Regions from separate parts of the Homo sapiens genome. Here regions 1 and 2 are each linked to region 3. The links are chromatin contacts, found by Hi-C or POLR2A ChIA-PET in ENCODE. All regions are on one chromosome and are shown on one strand. Each heading gives the region's core, a stretch centred on a gene start or an enhancer-like site at or near the end of the contact. The rest is flanking DNA. Distances are from core to core; before and after follow the strand shown.

Region 1 (2,700 bases), core at 66-2,565, 200 kb after region 3:
AGGATTAAGTAAAATAATGCTGGCTAAAAGTCCTTATTTAGCATACTGCCCAATGCTCACTAAATCATAATAGCTGTTTTTAACATTTGGTGAAGAATCTATTTAACAGGAGTGAGTTGAGGGGCATAGGAGATCATGTGAGTGTTTAAAGTAGAAGCAGCATTCCCCATTAAGAAGAGAAATACTGTGGAAGAGCAAAGACTTTAAAACACCTGGGTTCAAATCCTATTTGCTACATAATGGCTACTTTTAACCTATTGAACGCCAGTTCCCTCATTTGTAAAATAGGGACAATATTTAACCTATTTACAGGTTGTGAGAGAACTAGGCACCTAGTACAGGGTAATGTTGGCACATGGTAACCTTTAATAAACTGTTGCTATTCAACAAGCTATTAGATGTCACTAGGCAGTTAAGCAAAGGAAGACAGCTTTTGCTTGGTGTGACAATGAAAATCTTTCTGATTTCCTTCTTGGAAGAGTTCCCTGAAGATATGTCATTGTATTGACACCTTTATTTTTGCTAACCTATCCCTCTAAATTCTGGATATTGTGTGTGCCACAGCTTTTTTTCTTCCATATTCCTGCATTTATTTGGCACCTGTTGTGCCAGTAATAGATAAGGGGCTGCTAAGGGAGGAGGCAACCTGCACTGGCTTATAGCTGCTAATGTCAGTTCCTATAGCTTATCGTCAGTGTTATTCATGTGGTAAAAGGGTGAGAAAGTACTGGAGTCTAAAGAAACAAGTAGAAATCAGTTTGTAGCTATTACCGTTCTACCTGCTAACAACTCCTGTTTTCAAGTTATTATGTACAACTTTAGGTAGTTTCTCTAGCCTTAATCGTGGTTTCTCTGTATTGAGACTACTTTTGAATTCTATGAAGTACAGCCTTAGATGTACAGGCTACTTTAAATTTTTGCCTAAAATAAAAACATTCTCTCCAATTACATATGCTGGGGAGGAAACACCTGCTTCCGACAGGTTTAAAGCTTGGTTTTGGACTTTTTGTGAGAGTTCCTTATGTGTGCAGTAATCCAAAATTTGTATAGTTGCCCTTTATAAAAGTACATTAATCTAGTAGACAAATCTCCATGTAACTTAATTACATGGCATCTTCTAATCCTTCTGTGATAAGCAGAAATGTAAAGTTTTATTCAAGTTAAGGCAAACTAACTTGTATACACTTTCCATCTCGTGTTTTTCTTGTTGTTGTTAAGTAGGATAAGTTCTGAACGTCGAAAAGAAAAGTCTCGAGATGCAGCCAGATCTCGGCGAAGTAAAGAATCTGAAGTTTTTTATGAGCTTGCTCATCAGTTGCCACTTCCACATAATGTGAGTTCGCATCTTGATAAGGCCTCTGTGATGAGGCTTACCATCAGCTATTTGCGTGTGAGGAAACTTCTGGATGCTGGTGAGTTATTTTACAAGGGTATAAATAGGCCTGAAAATTAGAAGTTAGAAGTAAATAGAAATTATTTTTAGAAGGTGGTCGCAATGTTTTGATTTTGTATACCTCTTTATATTGTGATATGTACACGTTTAAAAATTTTTCTGTAATTCTCACTATTTTTATCAAGCTTCATTTTTTTCTCATCAGTTATTCTTTGAAATAATCATTCTTTATGCACATAATTTGTTTTGCTTTATTCTCTTAAACATACTCTCAATTCTTTTCTAATATAACATCCTTTTTATTACCTGCTTTTAAAGCTTTAGTCAGGAATAAGATACTGGCTTTTCCCCTCCCCCCTTTTTCTCCTGTTCCATCTACCTTTCTTCCTTTAAAAAACATGACTCAGGCCGGGCGCGGTGGCTCACGCCTGTAATCCCAGAACTTTGGGATGCTGAGGCGGGTGGATCATGAGGTCAGGAGTTCAAGACCAGCCTGGCCAAGATGGTGAAACCCCATATATACCAAAAATATAAAAAATTAGATGGGCACGCTGGTAGGTGCCTGTAATCTCAGCTACTAGGGAGGCTGAGGCAGGAGAATTGCTTAAACTCAGAGGGCGGAGCTTGCAGTAAGCCGAGATCAAGCCACTGCACTCCAGCCTGGGCGGCAGAGTGAGACTCCATCTCAAAAATAATAAAATAAATAAATAAATAAAAAACATTACTCTTCTTTCTTCTTCTATGGTTTGCTTTGCTGCATTACTTTAATCATGAAAAGCAGCTGGCACATCTAATTATAGTTTTTCTAGCTTCTGGCCTGCACTTTTCTGTGTTGAAATGGCTGTATATATTAAATAAAGTGTCTGCGAGAAAACTTTGTAAAAACATCTAAATATTATATCATTTAAGTACAACTTTTTAACTAATTATTTTCCTCTTCTTGTGCCCTTTTTAGGTGATTTGGATATTGAAGATGACATGAAAGCACAGATGAATTGCTTTTATTTGAAAGCCTTGGATGGTTTTGTTATGGTTCTCACAGATGATGGTGACATGATTTACATTTCTGATAATGTGAACAAATACATGGGATTAACTCAGGTAAAATGCACACATATTAAGAGCTCTTCTATATGTTTTTATGATTTTATGATCTAGCCCTAATTTTTAAAAATGTGTTTACAGTTTGAACTAACTGGACACAGTGTGTTTGATTTTACTCATCCATGTGACCATGAGGAAATGAGAGAAATGCTTACACACAGAAATGGTAAGAAAAGTCTGTTGTTTGATTTAATGTGACAGGT
Region 2 (2,700 bases), core at 64-2,563, 160 kb before region 3:
ACCTCCCAGACTGTCAGAAGATGAGACAGTGATTGCAGAAAAGCTCTTTGCAAATAATGCCTGGTCCCTCCATACTGTGTAGACAGTAAAAATCGTACACTTTTTGAAAGTCTTTGAAAATTTAGGTTACTAGGGTATAATTTCTGTCGTTCAAGTTTGCCAAGTAGGATTTTTTAAATTAGCATATTGCCAGAAGTTTGACTTTCTTCTTTTTCCCAGTAAGGAGAGATTTGTAAGACTCTGAAAAAATTTTAAGCAAGCAATTAGACACATTATTACTTTGGGAAAATTGCTTTTATGGCCAGGCATCCTTTTCTGTTTCTTTATTTCCTTGAGCAAAGATAATGATTGATAAGGAAGTAAAACTAGAAAGAAGCCAGATCCAAACTTAGAAGGAAAATATTTTGTCACGTATGGAAGTTCAGTGGAGGTTGCAGGTTGGCTGATGACCACTTTGGGTGAACCCAGCCTGACACTCAGCATTTTGGAGATGATAGTCTCAGAGTTCACAGGTTTCCTGTGTATAAGGAAATGGATGTCGGTCATTTCAACTGTACTGTTAATTGCTTTGGGAAAATGAGTGGTATTCATTAGGCAAGGAAGCTTGTAGCCAGCCCTGTAATTAATGTGAAACCTTTTCATACAGCCAGTGGCTCTTCAGCATCTCTGTACTTTATGTTTATGTGTATACTTAGGCTTGCTTCAGTGGCCAGAGGCTTCAAGGCATTCAGGGCTCTGGGGGCTCTTATTATAATGGTAATGAAAATTGGACCCTAGAACTTTGGACCTCCCCAGCCTTAAATCCACTGAGAGGAGCTCTCTGTCTAGGGATGTGGCTCCTTCTGCTGGCTTCTTCCCTTCTCTAAGATAGCAGTGAGATGCACTAAACATGAGATTTCTAAAACAAATACTTCGATGAGTAGGAAAGTCTGTTTTCCTGAATATATCCACTTTCCTACATATTCCATTGCTTGTGGAAGCAATGACCCAAGGGTTATATGCAGGACTTTTTCTTACTTTGGCAGACTGGAGACCCAGAGCTCAGAGAAGGCAGAAAGTGTGTTAAAGAACAATAGGAAAAGTGGTGAGAGACAGGCAGATGAAGGAAGCATGAACTACCATCACAGAGAAAGGGTAGAGTCAGCAGGTAATTCTCAAAGGGATGTGCATCTGCCCCTAACCCAATCTAAATGCCTGACTCAATGTCCTCAGAGGACACGAACCCTGGAAAACAAGTATGAGATGATACTACTCAGGTATTGCGTGTGTGTGTGTGTATGTGTGTGTGTGTGTGTGTGTGTGTCAGAGGTCAGCCCTGATGTAATTGCCACCGAGGTCACCGTGGATGAGGTCATTGTGGGTGAGGTTACAGTGCAAGAGCTGTCTTTTGGTGCTGTTCTGGTCTTGTGATTTCCCTATTTTCAGCACCCAGTAGGTAGGTGCTCAATAAATGTTTGTTGGAGGAATGGGTGCTGGGGCCAGCCCCCTAACTCTGGCCTCTGTTGGACGTTTTGTGACCTGGAATCATTCTAGAAGGAAAGAGACTGCCCAGAGTGGATTTGTGTCCTGCTTGTGACTTTCTTGGTAACAACTACAATGAATATGCTCCCCAGGCTCTTAATCTGGAGAACTCCTTTTTTTTTTTTTTTTTTTAAACAGTCTCGCTCTTTCACCCAGGCTGGAGTGCAGTGGCGCAATCTCGGCTCACTGCAAGCTCCGCCTCCCAGGTTCACGCCATTCTCCTGCCTCAGCCTTCCAAGTAGCTGGGACTACAGGAGCCCACCACCACGCCCGGCTAATTTTTTGTATTTTTAGTAGAGACGGGGTTTCACCTTGCTAACCAGGATGGTCTCGACCTCCTGACCTCGTGATCCGCCTGCCTTAGCCTCCCAAAGTGCTGGGATTACAGGCGTGAGCCACCGCGCCCAGCCTGGAGAGCTCTTGATCTGTAGGTGAATCTTAGTATGAGGGCCTTGGAGGAGCTTCCAAGTGTCTGAGAGCCTCATGAAATGGGATGCAAAGTTAGGAATTTCTAAGGAGAAAGTCAGAGGAGCCTCTGATTCCCAGCCGGCTGCTAAGCCCTTCCTTAACCAAGGTTCACCCTCCCATGTTGCCTGCTGGGCTGCCTTACAGCAGCCTCTAGTTCCAACATCTGCTGTAGATTTCTGACACTCACAGTCTACCCTTCACCTCTTCTCTGGCTATTACCAGTACTTCCTCACTATCCCTAGTCATGGGAAAAAAAAAAAAGAGAACCGTGTCCCCAAGATGATCTTGCCTTTGAGCCTTGTGTGTTTCCTGACAGGGAAAAGGCCCTGTACTGCCATGTCCTCCCCTCTGGCTGCTTCATGCCGGGTCTTCTGCCTAATACCTGACACAAGGAGACTCCTCCAGACTGAACTGCGAGGAAAGGCTTTACAGGCAGAACAGGCTCTGCAGAGTTGCTGCTCAGTAGGCCAGGGGTCAGCAGACTTCATGCTGTGTGCCTTAGGCCACATGAGTGATCCTCCTGTAGATATTTCCCATCAGTGAAAACAGAGCTGGCACTGATCACCTCCTCTCTTACAGACTGCGGAGCTAAAGTGGGCTGCTGGTTGGAATGTGCTGTGAAAGTTGGAATGTTTTTGCAAATTTTATTTTATTTTTTGAATTTGAAGTAGAAAGCTGTTTGATTATAAATGGTGACTTTTCCCTTCTAAA
Region 3 (2,700 bases), core at 2-2,501:
AATTTCTGAATCTCCTTTGTCTTCAATCACTTGGGAATTCTCTCTGAAACTACTGTGGGCATTTTAAGTAACCCTGATTACCCAGCAAGAACAATGTAGCTTTCAGACAAGCACAGAGGATAGAATAACTCTTTCTACCCTTCTATGCTTGCATGACAAAAGCTGTAGCTATTAAATACCGGTGCTCAATGAGCTAATGAATGGCAAGCCGGTAACTGTGGTTTTGGCATTTTAGTATTTGAGCCTCTGCCCTGTATGAACTTGTAATCTTCATTGTGTAGCCTTGTTAAGTTCAGCTGCTGAGTTACATGTTGGCATAGGAAGCTGAGGTACTCCTAAGCCAAAAACTGACCTCTGCATATTTCAAACTAAAGTCAGGAGGCTTAGGGTGACTTCTTTTGCTTTAAAAAAAATAAAGGCATGATTTCCCTTTAGAGTGGAAGCTGACCATGACTGTAAATGGCTCTATAATCTTTGGCTTTGTTTGAGTCACCCTCTCCATGTTCTGCTCTTCCGTTTGGATGCAAGCCAACATGAGGATAAGTGTTCTGCTTGGTCCTCGTTGTTTAATAATTGACCCTTCAAAACCACTTTCTTTCTCCAGCTTCATCAAAGAGAAGAATTTAAATTTTGATTTCAGGTTTCTTCTTTTCCCTCTTGAGTCTATCTTTAAGGGGTAAAACATGTGGCTTTTTATAAGTTTAAGTACTTTGGAGCAAAGTTTATGGAGTGTCCTTCCATCCCCTAAAAATAAGATAGGCTCTGAGTTGGCCAGGGCAGTCCCATTGGGGTCCATCTGAAATGCTTCTGTTTATCCCTTTGGTCAGCACCTCCTGCCAGGACCATGCTGGAGCTGCTAAGAAGGAAGACAGGTGCACAGACAGAGCCTTCTGGAATACAGTGCGGGGTATGCTATCATAGAAGTATAAACTGGGCACCCTAGGAGCAGAGTTGATATTGCTATGACTGTCTGGGGACATCAGGACAGACTTCATAGAGCAGGTATGAGATACTTGGGCTGAGGGCAGCACTGGTAGCCTGGAATTACATTATGCTCTTAATTGAACCCTCTTGGGATCCCAGTTTGAGCGATCTGTCTTATTAAATAGCACTTGGTATGAGAACAGCCATGGCGTTTCCTTTACAGCTCATACAGTTCTGAGAATGCCTAAAATTAGATTGAAATCAGGATTAAGGTGTCTAACCTGCCTTTGTGGCCTCGGGCATCCTGTGACCAGGATGAGTCACATCCCTGTCTTGCCCACTTGCGTCTTCTGAGAGCTGCGTCCCAAGACTTCCCCATGCAGAGCTGATTGTAATAGTTGACTGACAAAACTGATGGCCCAGCACTTTCTCTCCCTGCGCGATTCCTGCTGCCCATGACAGCAGCTGAGTAATAAGCAGTCAGACCTCTTACCTGGGACATTAGTCACAAGCTCTTAAGCAACTGCGGGTCAACGCTTGAGACCGTTTTGGATTTCTGTTAGCACTTGTTTCTGTTGCCCAAGAAGATCCTTTCCAAGACTTCAGCAGGCATACTGGCTTCGGGAAAATTCAGAAACTCAGTGACCTTGTTTGGAAATGTGAGTGATAGTGTTCTGGGCTCAGGTCCACACAGGCCTGGCTTGTCAGGCTAGGACACAGTGTCGATAAAGCTGGGCTCATGGGCTTTGTCCCCCCGGCCGTGCTCTCTCCTGGGGCTGCAGACTAGTGTGTCTAACCTCAGCCAGGCGCCTCTCTACTGTGTGCCCGCAGTCCCAGAGGAGCCAGGCACCCAGGCCTTATAGTGCCTCCCAAGTCAGAAAACACTTGTGGAAGAACTGAGAGTGGTGGCCTCCTTCACTGGGCAGGACCACGATCATCCTCACCCCTGCTCCCGTCCTGCGCTGCTACGATTGCAACCTTTTGTAGGTTAAACTGGCTGTGCTCATATTGTATTTATGTGGTGGGGCCAGGGGAGGAAGCAGCTTCCACAAATCAGCCCACTGAAAACAGTCACTTATATGGGACATGGGATTCTGCGTGGAGAAGGGCTGATTTGGAGCCAGGACTGGGTTTGGGTTAGAGACACAGAAAGCTTGCTTCGCTGAAGTGGGTGCACAGGTACTCAGCATGCCTTTGCCTTATGCCCCTGACACCCGGGGAGGCTGCTACTAAGAGCAGAGAAGTCTGTTCTATGTTCCATTGATCTGTGCCATGAAAGCTTTGCTGCTTTAACCACACTTATTGGGGATTCCTGGAATACCAGACTTGGTTTCCATTCCTGGGCATTTTCTAGTGGCCATTTTCTGTAAGACCTGTATGGCCAGGCTGTATCAACTCACAGGACAGCGTGTGGAAACCAGTCATGCCAGTTCTGTCATCACCTACCTCCTCCAAGCCAGCAACGTGATCCAGGCTGGACAGAGACCAACCTTTTGCCTTGGGCCATGCAGGCCAACAGACCTTGATTCTCACACTGAGGCAAGAAAATAGAACCTCGAGTGCCCTGACACAACCCACAGTGAATATGGCACTCCAGAAAGAGCAGTCAGCTGCAGCCACTGAGGAGACGCCACAGCGAGGGGGGCTCCAGGCGGCCCAAGGCCATGGCAGCCTCCCACAATGGCAGTTAACCACAAAGCTCCAGGCCACCTAGCATCCCCCCCGTGACCTGCAGCCTCCTTGTCACTGATCAGCCTATGTGGGTTGCCTCTGAGC

The links. Hi-C counts contacts between places; a loop is a spot of excess contacts on that map. ChIA-PET counts read pairs that join two places held with the same protein, here RNA polymerase II (POLR2A). Pooled maps may share reads with other maps.
Region 1: a loop to region 3 is called in a map of CD4-positive, alpha-beta memory T cell, with 1.8 times the contacts of the local background. The contact joins two enhancer-like sites. A Hi-C loop is called at or near these places in 1 of 168 maps with a recorded cell type or tissue (CD4-positive, alpha-beta memory T cell) and 3 of 50 pooled maps. POLR2A ChIA-PET finds 5 or more read pairs at or near these places in 14 of 52 experiments (A549, GM12878, IMR-90 and 10 more).
Region 2: a map of PC-9 shows a loop between it and region 3 (2.0-fold over the local background). The contact joins two enhancer-like sites. A Hi-C loop is called at or near these places in 1 of 168 maps with a recorded cell type or tissue (PC-9) and 2 of 50 pooled maps. POLR2A ChIA-PET finds 5 or more read pairs at or near these places in 1 of 52 experiments (naive thymus-derived CD4-positive, alpha-beta T cell).

What each region holds. Positions count from the first base shown.
Region 1 is chr14:61,719,161-61,721,860 of GRCh38, forward strand. HIF1A (hypoxia inducible factor 1 subunit alpha) reads left to right here. Exons shown (of 15, transcript NM_001530.4): 2 at 1,222-1,412; 3 at 2,349-2,494; 4 at 2,579-2,663. The region is part of intron 1 of HIF1A-AS3 (HIF1A antisense RNA 3); the gene reads right to left. Among named protein-coding and RNA genes, the nearest start is that of HIF1A-AS1, 25 kb to the left of the region's middle. RefSeq lists an enhancer at 579-628. Within about 2 kb of position 1,316, at least 7 of the 41 ENCODE cell types and tissues checked have a DNase peak (open chromatin) inside an H3K27ac peak, as active enhancers do; they include endothelial cell of umbilical vein, where a contact is called at or near this core.
Region 2 is chr14:61,366,083-61,368,782 of GRCh38, forward strand. The region is part of intron 1 of PRKCH (protein kinase C eta); the gene reads left to right. Among named protein-coding and RNA genes, the nearest start is that of PRKCH-AS1, 45 kb to the left of the region's middle. Within about 2 kb of position 1,314, at least 7 of the 41 ENCODE cell types and tissues checked have a DNase peak (open chromatin) inside an H3K27ac peak, as active enhancers do; they include PC-9, where a contact is called at or near this core.
Region 3 is chr14:61,524,225-61,526,924 of GRCh38, forward strand. All of the region lies in intron 10 of PRKCH (protein kinase C eta), which reads left to right. Among named protein-coding and RNA genes, the nearest start is that of PRKCH-AS2, 20 kb to the right of the region's middle. RefSeq lists an enhancer at 1,144-1,293. Within about 2 kb of position 1,252, at least 33 of the 41 ENCODE cell types and tissues checked have a DNase peak (open chromatin) inside an H3K27ac peak, as active enhancers do; they include PC-9 and endothelial cell of umbilical vein, where a contact is called at or near this core.